2 separate regions of the Homo sapiens genome follow, and region 2 is linked to region 1. Evidence: read pairs that join two places in POLR2A ChIA-PET (ENCODE). Cell type or tissue: B cell. All regions are shown on one strand. Links, peaks and the distances in the headings refer to the core of each region. The heading gives the core; the rest is flanking DNA. Region 1 has its middle 10 kb from the start of GADD45B. Region 2 overlaps GNG7 (G protein subunit gamma 7).

Region 1 (5,368 bases), core at 131-5,130:
GCTGGGGGCTCCCGAGCGCACAGACTGCGCGCCCAGGGCGCACCGGAGGGAGCGCTGGCGAGGGTGGGGGCCCCCAGTGCAGGGAAACTAGGACAGGCCCCTTGCCTTTCGCCCACTTGGGGATTTCTCCGTCTCGAGCACCCGCCTCTGTCTCCAATTATCCAATTTAAGGAACGGGAAAGCCGGGACTCCTGCCTGCTAGGGAGGGCGGACGGGAGGGGCGTCTGGGGCCTGGGTCAGCGCCCCTCTCCACCCCCAGAGTGTCTGGCCAGGGGGTGAGGTGGAAGGAAGGAAGGCGTAATAAGGGTTCTCAAGGCAGCGCGTTTTGCTAAGTGCCTTAGTGCACTGTCTAGTTTCACCTCGACACGTGGGAGGGCGATTCGGCTTTCCCTTTTATGGACGAGGGAAACTGAGTCACGCTTTTGCTGAGCTGCTGGAGCTAGTAAGCCGCGGAGATTCAAACCTAAAGCCAGGCCTCCGCCCCTCCCTTTTCCTCCCTGTAGGGCCTGAACTCTGCCCTCCCTCCCTTCCCTCGCATGGAGCCATCCAAGAAGCGTTTATGGCGTGCCTGCTGTGTACACGGCGGCCCAAACACTTCCCCACGCACACGCCTGTGAGCGCAGGCCGAAGCTCCCACACTCGTGCGCTCTCGTCACATGCGCAAGAGGGTCTTGGCCCGCAGCGCTCTTCACGAGGCCCCTCACTCTACCCCACCCCCACCCCCAATGCACCCCGGCTCCGGGGCCTGGGAACCGCCGGCGTCCGGGTGGAGGGAGTGGGGTGGGAACTGGGAGCACGGAACGGAACAATGTAGGGAAAGAATAGCGAGGAGCGGCGAGAGGAAACCCCCCACCCCTTCTCCAGATGCAGCTCTGGTGTGGCTGTCCCGTGTGCCTGCGGTCTCCCTGGCCCAGCGTCCTGGGGAGCAGGTCCTTGGCCTTCCCACTGTGTGGCTATGGGTCGTTCTGGGTCTCGGGGGTCCCTCCTGGATCCCTAGGGATCTGTAAAGCTGTGGGTCGCGTGACCTACATGTCCGGGGAGCATGCTCCAGGCTCTGGGGTGGGGGCTGGAGAAAGTGACGTGCAGGGCTCTGAGCCTCTCTCTGCAAGACTCCGTGACTCTCTGCTTCCTCCAAGGAGACCCACCCTGGTTCCTCCCTCGCCTCCCCGGAGCCCTGGCTGGGCACTGCCCCGACCACGAGGTGGAGATCACAGGGGCCAAGGCCTAGAGCTGGGAAGCTGCAGGGAGTTCTGGGGCTCTGAGGGCTGGGCTCTTGGCGGTGGTCTGCAGAGAGAAGGGGGTCCCGGGAGAAAGTAAGGAAGAGTGACGGCTCAGGAAGCCTCTGCATTCCTTCTGCTGTGTCCTAGAAAAGGGGAGACCCGGTTTAGGGTCCCCTGCCACAACATCCAACCCACCACATTGAAAGTGTACCCAGGGGCCGGCCATGGTGGCTCACACCTGTAATCCTCGCATTTTGGGAGGCAGGAGGATCCTTTGAGCCCAGGAGTTCCAGACCAGCCTGGGCAACATAGGGAGATCCTGTCTCTATTTAAAAAAAAAAAAAGGGGGGTACCCAGGGGGTTGCCAATGCACCCTGAAGTCTGAGAACCAGTGCTTAAAGTGCACAAAAGGGCATGGCAGATGCTGCTATGTCCCCTTGGCCACCTGGGAGCTGGCTTCCGACAATTTCCTACAGTCCAACGGCTTCCCGTGTCCCTTTGCCTGGGGTCTTTCTCTAACAGTGTGCAAACCTACTGCGTGCAGCCCCTCTCCTTCATGCAAACACCTGCTGTGTGCAGCGTCTTTATTGCACGCAAGGCCTACTGTGTGCAGAGCCCCACCTGCGTGCCATGCCTACTGTGTGCAGACACCCAGAGACATGCAGCACCTACTGTGTGCAGGCACCCACCTGCGTACAGACACTCACCGAGAACCCCCTCTGGGTAGGCAGGAAGTACCAGGGAGTCAACACCCCAGAACACCCCTCAAACGGGGGATGCAGTTGGTTAATAAGTAGATGCCAGCCGGGCACGGTGGCTCACACTTGTAATCTAGCACTTTGGGAGGCCGAGGCAGGCAGATCACATGGTCAGGAGTTCGAGACCAGCCTGGCCAACATGGCGAAACCCCATCTCTACTAAAAATACAAAAAATTAGCCGGGCAAGGTGGCACGCACCTGTAATCCCAGCTATTTGGGAGGCTGAGGCAGGAGAATCGGTTGAACCTGAGTGAGCTGAGATCGTGCCACTGCACTCCAGCCTGGGCAACAAGAGCAAAACTGTGCCTCAAAATAAAATAGCCGGGCGCGGTGGCTCACGCCTGTAATCCCAGCACTTTGGGAGGCCGACACAGGCGGATCACAAGGTCAGGAGATCGAGACCATCCTGGCTAACATGGTGAAACCCCGTCTCTACTAAAAAATATTAAAAAATTAGCCGGGCGTGGTGACGGGCGCCTGTAGTCCCAGCTACTCGGGAGGCTGAGGCAGGAGAATGGCGTGAACCCGGGAGGCGGAGCTTGCAATGAGCCGAGATCGCGCCACTGCACTCCAGCCCGGGCGACAGAGTGAGACTCCGTCTCAAAAATAAAATAAAATAAAATAAAATAAAATAAAATAAAATAAAATAAAATAAGTAGATGCCCCCACTGGCTGTCTTGCCCCATTGTGACCACACCTCTCACAGTTCCCTACGGGGCTCAGCCCCAGATGCCCACAGCAGGGACCTCTTCAGGGAGGCACCATCGTCTCTTTCCTTCTGTGCTCTGGACTGCGTCATTGCAGATGCACGTTCACCCATGAATAGGGGGTTGATATGCAAATGCACACATCTGTGTGTCTGAGACCAGGTGGCCCTGGGTGTGTGCTTTGATTCCTTCAGTGTTTTTTGAGACATGCCACCATGCCAGGCTAATATCTTTTTTTTTTTTATTTAGATGGAGTCTTGCTCTGTCGACAGGCTGGAGTGCAGTGGCGCGATCTCAGCTCACTGCAGCCTCTGCCTACCGGGTTCAAGCAACTCTCTTGCCTCAACCTCTCGAGTAACTGGGACTACAGGTGCACTCCACCACACTCAGCTAAATTTTGTATTTTTAGTAGAGACAGGGTTTCACTGTGTTGGCCAGGATGGTCTCAATCTCTTGACTTTGTGATCCGCCCACCTCGACCTCCCAAAGTGCTGGGATTACAGGCGTGAACCACTGTGCCCGGCCATATCTTTTTTTATTTTTTGTAGAATCAAGGTCTCTCTCTGTTGCCCAGACTGGTCTCGAACTCCTGGCCTCAAGAGATTCTCCTGCCTTGGCCTCCCAAAGTGTTGAGATTACAAGCGTGAGTTACCATGCCCAGCCTTCCACATCTTTTGTGGAGGACACAATTCAAACCATAACATCCTCACACAAAAACACCCACCCAAGTCTTTCCGGCCACGCATGCTGGAAACGTGAATGAGAATTCATACTCAACACGCAACAGACACCCACACACCCATACACACAGATGCCTCTCTTTATCTCGTTCTCTCTTGTTTTTCTAAGCCTAACACAGGCCCTCGCACACAGTAGGGGCTAAATAAATATTGAATGAGTCAGGCAGGGTGTGATGGCTCAGGCCTGTAACCCCAGCACTTTGGGAGGCTGAGATGGGGACATCACCTGAGGCCAGGAGTTCGAGACCAGCCTAGGCAACATAGTGAAACCCTAGCCAGTCATGGTGGTACTTGCCTATAGTTCCCGCTACTTGGGAGGCTGGGGAGACTGAGGTGGGAGGATTGCTTGAGTCTGGGAGGTCGAGGCTGCAGTGAACTGTGACAGCACCACTGCACTCCAGCCTGGGTGACAGAGGAAGACCCCATCTCTTAGAAAAATAAAAATAAAAAATGGCAGGGCTCGGTGACTCACATCTGTAATCCCAGCACTTTGGGAGGCCAAGGCAGGTGGATCACTTGAGGTCAGGAGTTTGAGACCAGCTTGGCCACCATGGCGCAACCCTGTCTTTACTAAAAATACAAAAATTAGCCAGGCGTGGTGGCAGGCACCTGTAATCCCAGCTGCTTGGGAGGTTGAGGTGGGAGAATTGCTTGAGCTGCAGTGAGCTATGATCATGCCACTGCACTACAGCCTGGGCAACACAGTGAGACTGTCTCAAAAAATAATAAATAGACCTCCAAACCACCAGCCACAGAGGTCGTGCCCTGGGGCCACTCTGGGGGAGAGGTGAGCAGCATCAGCAGCTATGGACCTCCTATTTGGGGTGATGAGGAAGGTGCAATCACGAGTCCCCAGTTGGTCAGGAGTTCTGGGTGTCCAGGGCTCACTCCAAGGATGCCAAGAATTGTAGCAACAGCCACACGTGTACGTATATTGCTGTGTTCCCACATAGCAGCACAAGTCCTCATGGCCCAACACACCGCGGTGTGCAGAGATTCAGAGACAAATTCCAACTCACATTAACAGGCAGCTATGCAGATATTCATGTACAGGCAGAAAGCATTGTATGGTGTACTAGCTCACTAATAATAGCTAACTTTTCTGCAAGCTTCTCCCCGTTCTAAATGCTTTGCATAATGTAATTAATTTAATGTTCACAACAGCCCCGAGAGAGATGGGCACCACCATTGGCATCCCCATTGCACCAACAAGAAAACTGAATGCAAAGAGGTGAAGCAACTTGCCCGAGGCCACGCGGCTGGCCTCCTCCACAGAGCCAGGTTCCAGCCTTCCTGAGCTGAGAGGTGTCACTCTACCTGGCCAGGACCCAGCACCTGGCAGATCAACGTGTGTCCCTTAGGGCCGAAACTGTCTGTGCTGGAGCATGGACACAGAAGGTCATCAGCAGTTCAACCTCTCATCATACAGACTTGACTGAGTCTTTATGCCATAAGCATTTATGAAGTGCCGCCTGTGTCCCAGGTTCTGGGCTAGCCACTAGGGATCTGGGGGTGAGAAAAACAGACCTTCTCCCCTCCCTCTGGGAGTCTGCAGCTTCACGCAGAAGATAGACAAGAAGCAAATAACAGGATTATAAATATGTCATTACAAATGGGTGCAGGGGCTGGGCAGAGCAAGACTCTGTCTCAAAAAACAAACAAACAAATAAATGGTGCAAGTACCAAGAAGGGCAGGTGGGCAGAGATAGTACAGAGGTCATTCCAGGTCTTGTTTGGAGGGCTTCCTGGAGGAGGTGGCATCTGAGATGTGAGCAAAAGGAGAGTAGGTGTTAACTAGGAGAAAGGTAGGGAAGAGTGTTCTGGCCAGAGGCATCAGCACAGGCCCTGGTTGGATGTTAGAGAGCCAGGTGTATAAACAACATGTGGGTTGAGGATTTGCATGTGCAAGGCCCACACATAGTGGCTGGTCACTAAATACGAA
Region 2 (5,368 bases), core at 317-5,316, 210 kb before region 1:
GGAAAAGTCTTACTGCTTTTTATGACAAAAATTGAGGTATAATTTACACTTCATAACATTCAGACCTTTTAAGGATGCAATTCCATCTTTTAAATAAGTTTATCAGCTGTGCAAACATCCCTATAAGCCCCTTTCAGAACATTCCTGTGATCCCAGCATTTTGGGAGGCCGAAGCAGGTGGATCAGTTGAGGTCAGGAGTTCGAGACCAGTCTGGCCAACATGGCGAAACCCTGTCGCTAGTAAAAATACAAAAATTAGCCGGGCGCCTGTAATCCCAGCTACTCAGGAGGCTGAGGCAGGAGAATCGCTTGAACCTGGGAGGCGGAGGTTGCGGTGAGCACTGCACTCCAGCCTGGGCAACAGAGCGAGACTCTGTCTCAAAAAACAAACAAACAAAAAAACATTCCATCACCTAGTAAAATCTTTTGTCCCCATGAGGGGGACTCTCCACCCCCTCCCCCAGCCCTGGCACCCACGCCTCTCCCTCCTGTCTCTGGACTGGCCTGTCCTAGACATTTCAAAGAAATGGGTCACACACTGTGTGGCCTTTTGTGTCTGGTGTCTCTCACTGCGTGTGACATGCTCAAGGTGCATCCGTGCTGTGGCCTGCGTCAGAGCCTCGACCCTTTTCAGGGCTGAGTCGTGTTCCGGTGCGTGGACAGGCCGGGCTGTGCTCATCCATCCATTCAGCAACACACGCTCGGCCGCTTTTGCCTTTGGGCAATGGAGCACAGTGCTGGGATGTAAATGGCTTTTTCCTGGGCACAGGCAGTCCACTGCACTGAAGCTTGGGATGTTTGTTTAGTGGTTCTTTCTTTCTCTTTCTTTCTTTCTTTCCTTCCTTCCTTCCTTCTTCCTTCGTCTTTCCTTTCTTTCTTCCCTTCCTTTCCTTTCTTTCTTTCTTTTCTTTCTTTTCTTTCTTTCTTTCTTTCTTTCTTTCTTTCTTTCTTTCTTTCTTTCTTTCTTTCTCTCTCTCTCTTTTTCTTTCTCTCCTTCTCTTTCTTTCTTTTTTCTTTTTCTTTCTCTCTCTCCTCTCTCTCCTCTCTTCCCTCTCTCCCCTCTCTCCCCTCTCTCTCCTCTCTCTCTTTCTCTCTTTTCTTTTTTTTTGACGGAGTCTTGCTCTGTCTCCCGGGCTGGAGTGCAGTGGTGCAATCTCGGCTCACTGCAACCTCCACCTCCCAGGTTCCAGTGATTCTCCTGCCTCAGCCTCCCGAGTAGCTGGGATTACAGGCATGCACCACCACACCCAGATAATTTTTATGTTTAGTAGAAACAGGGTTTCACCATGTTGCCCAGGCTGGTCTCGAACTCCTGACCTCAGGTGATCTGCCCGCCTCGGCCTCCCAAAGTGCTGGGATTACAGGCGTGAGCCCCCATGCCCGGCCCCTTCTGTCTGCTTTCTTTCCCATCTCAGTGCTCCCTCTTGAGCCGAGAGCCTCATCATCCCTGGCGGGAGACTCCGAGGTGACGAATCAGCCTCTGGTTTCTCCAGCTCCAGCAGGACCTTCCTAGTAAGCTTCCTGGGCACTGATCAGACGGTCACTTCCCTGCCTCCTATCAAGTCAGCACCCACATGATGGCACCCCAGTTCCTCATGGGGTCTTCAGGGTCCTGCATGGCCTGGCCCTGCCCTCTGACCCTTCAAGTACCCCACCCCCACTTGGCTCCATCCACCTCCCCGGTGCCCCTGGGTTTCCTGGACGCTGCTGTTGCTGTCTCCTTTGTCTGAAACGCTCCTTCCTTCCTTCCTCTATCCGACAAAGGCCCGTTGTGTGCCTATTTTAAGCCTCAGAACTGGTGCCAGGCCCTGGGAGCACCACGTGAATGAGGCATCTGTGTGCTGGTGTGGGGGCCGTGGAGATGGCAGTCTGGGTCAGAGGGGCCTGAGCCCAGGGTGGCACAGAGGTGGGGGCCTCGGGCCTGTGTGTTCTAGGAGCTGAATAGGTGCAGGGGTGATAAGAAGTCGTCCAGGGGGGTAGAGAGGGGGCTGCGGAAGGTCCAGACAGGAGGCCACGAGGAAGCTTTGAGTAGAATACAAGTTTGCCAGGGAACGGATTGGTGGAGACTGGCCCATCTTGGTGGGTACACAGAGGGCGCTAGGTCTCCCCATGCCACTCACCACACATTTTCTCAGCCTGGCTCACTGCAGCCTCAAACTCCGGGCTCAAGCAATCCTCCCACCTCAGCCTCCCAGAGTAGCTGGGACTACAGATGCACGCCACCATGCCCAGCTAATTAAAACTTTTTTTTGTAAACGTGGAGGTCCCCCTGTATTGCCTAGGCTGGTCTCGAACTCCTGAGCTCGAGTTCAACCCTACCCTGTGATGGCCTGAGTAGGGTCATTTTCTGGGGCAGGGCTGTCCTGGGCACTGCAGGTCCTGAGGTGCCGAGCAGCGTCCCTGGCCTCCACCCACTCCACGCCAGGAGCACCTCCAGTTGTGACAACCACAGATGTCCCCAGACATAGCCCAGTGTCCCTCAGGGAGCAGATCACACCTGGGCTAGGGGAGTCCACGGACTCCAAGAGACTCCGCGTCCCATGATCCTCTGCCCTGCTGAGGTCCCAGGAGGCTGCACACATTGAAATCCACACCCTGAGTGGGGAGGGAGAGAGGAGGTGAGCCCCAGAAGCTGGGGGTCCCCCTGATTTACACTGTCTGCCCCATTGGGAGTTTATTCTGGTGTCTAGTGTGATCAGGAAGCAGACTTGATTTTTTTCCCAAATAATGTAGGGGCTCCCTCTTAGTACTGCAGATAGGGGGGACCGGATTGTTCTCTGGGGTGGGGCCGTCCTGGGCACTGCAGGGTGCTGAGCAGCGTCTCTGGGCTCCACCCACTCCACGCCAGGAGCATCTCTGAGTTGTGACAGCCACCGATGTCCCCAGACATTGTCCACAGTCATCTGGGGTTGAGAACCACTGCTCTATACCAGGCTATGGTAGAACAGATCCTTTCAACTAAAACTTTTTTTTTTCCCCTAAAAACTATGGTTGAACTAGTTAAGTGCTATTCCCTGCCCCCCCCCAAAAAAAAGCAACAAAAAAATCTCCCCAAAATGTAGATTCCTCCAAAAATAGTGTCACCAATTCCAGATAGCCTTGACATTTCTGACCCAAATCCCCTGTGCTTACCCAGCCTTACAATCTCAAATGTAGCCCAACCCCAGAGAGAGAAAGGAAGATAATTTTATCCTCAAACAACCAAGATTTCTTAGGCATAGAGACATTGCCGTTTCAAGGTCAGAGTCATTTATTTTACAGACATTTATTAACGTTCACAACACAATATTAAGTGTCTGATATTGTGTCGAGTGATGGGTTTACAAAATGAAGACAGGGACCTCGACCTCTGAGAGCCTCCAAGAGGAGGCGGCATTTGATTAGAGACTTGGGGGGGTTGTGGGTAGAATGTGGGCGTTCATTCTTTAACCCTTGACGCATTTATCTGGTGCTGTCTCTGTCTCATGTCCAGCCATGCCCTAAATCAGAGCTTGTCCCTGGGGGTGATTCTGGCCTTCAGGGGACACTGAGCAACGTCTGGGGACATTTGTGGCTGTCACAACCGGGGCTGCTCCTGGCATGGAGTGGGTGGATGCCATGGACACTGCTCAGCGCCCTGCAGTGCCCAGGATGGCCGCACCCCAGAGAATAGTCCAGAGCTCCGATGTCCACAGTGCCCAGGGGAGAGACCCTGGTTTGCAGAAATGGCTACCTTTTTGGAGTTTCTGTACAGTTACTCTTTGGAAGATGGTAAAGTAGAAAAAGACTACCTTTGATGTATGTTAATTAGTTGAAAGTCTGCTTTTCTTTTCTTTCTTTTTTTCTTTCTTTCTTTTTTTTTTTTTTTGAGGCAGAGTCTCGCTCTGTCACCCAGGCTGGAGTACAGTGGTGTGATCTTGGCTCACTGCAACCTCCACCTCCCTGGCTCAAGCAATCCTCCCACCTCGACCTCCTGAGTAGCTGGGAATACAGGCAGAGATCACTATGCCCAGCTAATTTTTTTTTTTTGTAAAGATAGGATATTGCTATGTTGCCTAGACTGGTCTCAAACTCCTGGGCTCAAGCGATCCTCCTGCCTCAGCCTCCAGAGTAGCTGGGACTACAGGCACATGTCACCATATCCGGCTAATTTTTTGTAGAGATGGAGTCTCACTATGTTGCCCAGGCTGGTCTTGAACCCCTGAGCTCAAGTGATCCACCCACTTCAGACTCCCAAAGTGTTGGGATTACAGACATGAACCACTGTGCCTGGCTGAACATCTACTTTTCTTTTTAATGAGATAGGGGCTTACTCCGTTACCCAGGCTGGAGTGCAGTGGCACAATCGCAGCTCACTGCAGCCTTGAACTCCCAGGTTCAAGTGATCCTCCTGCCTCAGCCTCCCAGATGGCCAAGACCACAAGCATGTACCACCACACCTGGCTAATTTTTGTATCTTTTGTAGAGACCGGGTCTTGCTGTGTTGTCCAGGCTGGTCTTGAACTCCTGGGCTCAAGTGATTCGCCCACCGCAGCCGGCCCACATTCTAGAATTACAGGTGTGAGCCACCACGTCGGACTTCATTGTTCATTTGACCTTTGTTGACAAGCCCAAGACTGCTGCCCCTGGCCTTCTTTTTTTTTTTTTTCGAGATGGAGTCTCACTCTGTCGCCCAGGCTGGAGTGCAGTGGCGCGATCTCGGCTCACTGCAAGCTCCACCTCCCGGGTTCACGCCATTCTCCTGCCTCAGCCTCCCGAGTAGCTGGGACTACAGACGCCCGCCACCACACCCGGCTGATTTTTTGTATTTTTAGTAGAGATGGGGTTTCACCGTGTTAGCCAGGATGGTCTCGATCTCCTGACCTCATGATCTGCCTACCTCGGCCTCCCAAAGTGCTGGGATTACAGGCGTGAGCCACCGCGCCCGGCCTCCCCTGGCCTTCTTAAAAAACTCCCTAACTTGATGGACAACAAAGCCAGGAGGAATCAAAGAAAAGAGGTGAATCCAGCCAAGTTCAAATGCAGATGTCCTGGCAGAGTCTGCTGGGCACAGAGACGGCTGTGGCTTCAATGTGGTCGGAAAGTAAGGCCTGGACTTCGCTGGCCTTGGCAGTACCCAGTTGTAGGAGGAGCCTGGGGCTGCCGCCGTCATGAATGACCACAGACCGGGTGGTAAAATAACAGAAATGTATTGTCTCATGGTTCTGGAGACCAGGAGTCTGAAGTCACGGTGTGAGCAGGGCTGCGCTCCTTCTAGAGGCTCCAGGGAAGGAGGCGTACTGCCTCCCCCACCCCCTGGGGGCTCCAGGAGTCCTTGGCTTATGGCCTCATTGATCCAATTTCTGCCTCTGTCATCACAAAAGGCCTTCTCCCCGGGTGTCCGTGGAAA

The links. Peaks named below come from ENCODE experiments on the same cell type or tissue, not always from the same donor. Only the 100,000 strongest peaks of a DNase experiment are listed, where the experiment ranks them.
Region 2: POLR2A ChIA-PET joins it to region 1 with 7 read pairs; 8 of 35 experiments call an interaction of 5 or more read pairs at or near these places.

Annotation. Positions count from the first base shown.
Region 1 is chr19:2,483,759-2,489,126 of GRCh38, reverse strand. No RefSeq gene overlaps it. Among named protein-coding and RNA genes, the nearest start is that of GADD45B, 10 kb to the right of the region's middle. RefSeq lists a silencer at 1-72. In B cell, for the core only: no CTCF peak of the experiment used is centred there; DNase peaks (open chromatin) are centred at 166, 997 and 2,796; H3K27me3 peaks cover 1,207 bases.
Region 2 is chr19:2,691,895-2,697,262 of GRCh38, reverse strand. All of the region lies in intron 1 of GNG7 (G protein subunit gamma 7), which reads left to right. Among named protein-coding and RNA genes, the nearest start is that of GNG7, 8.1 kb to the left of the region's middle. In B cell, for the core only: CTCF peaks have their summits at 766 and 971; DNase peaks (open chromatin) are centred at 622, 1,752 and 2,552; H3K4me3 peaks cover 775 bases; H3K27ac peaks cover 4,126 bases.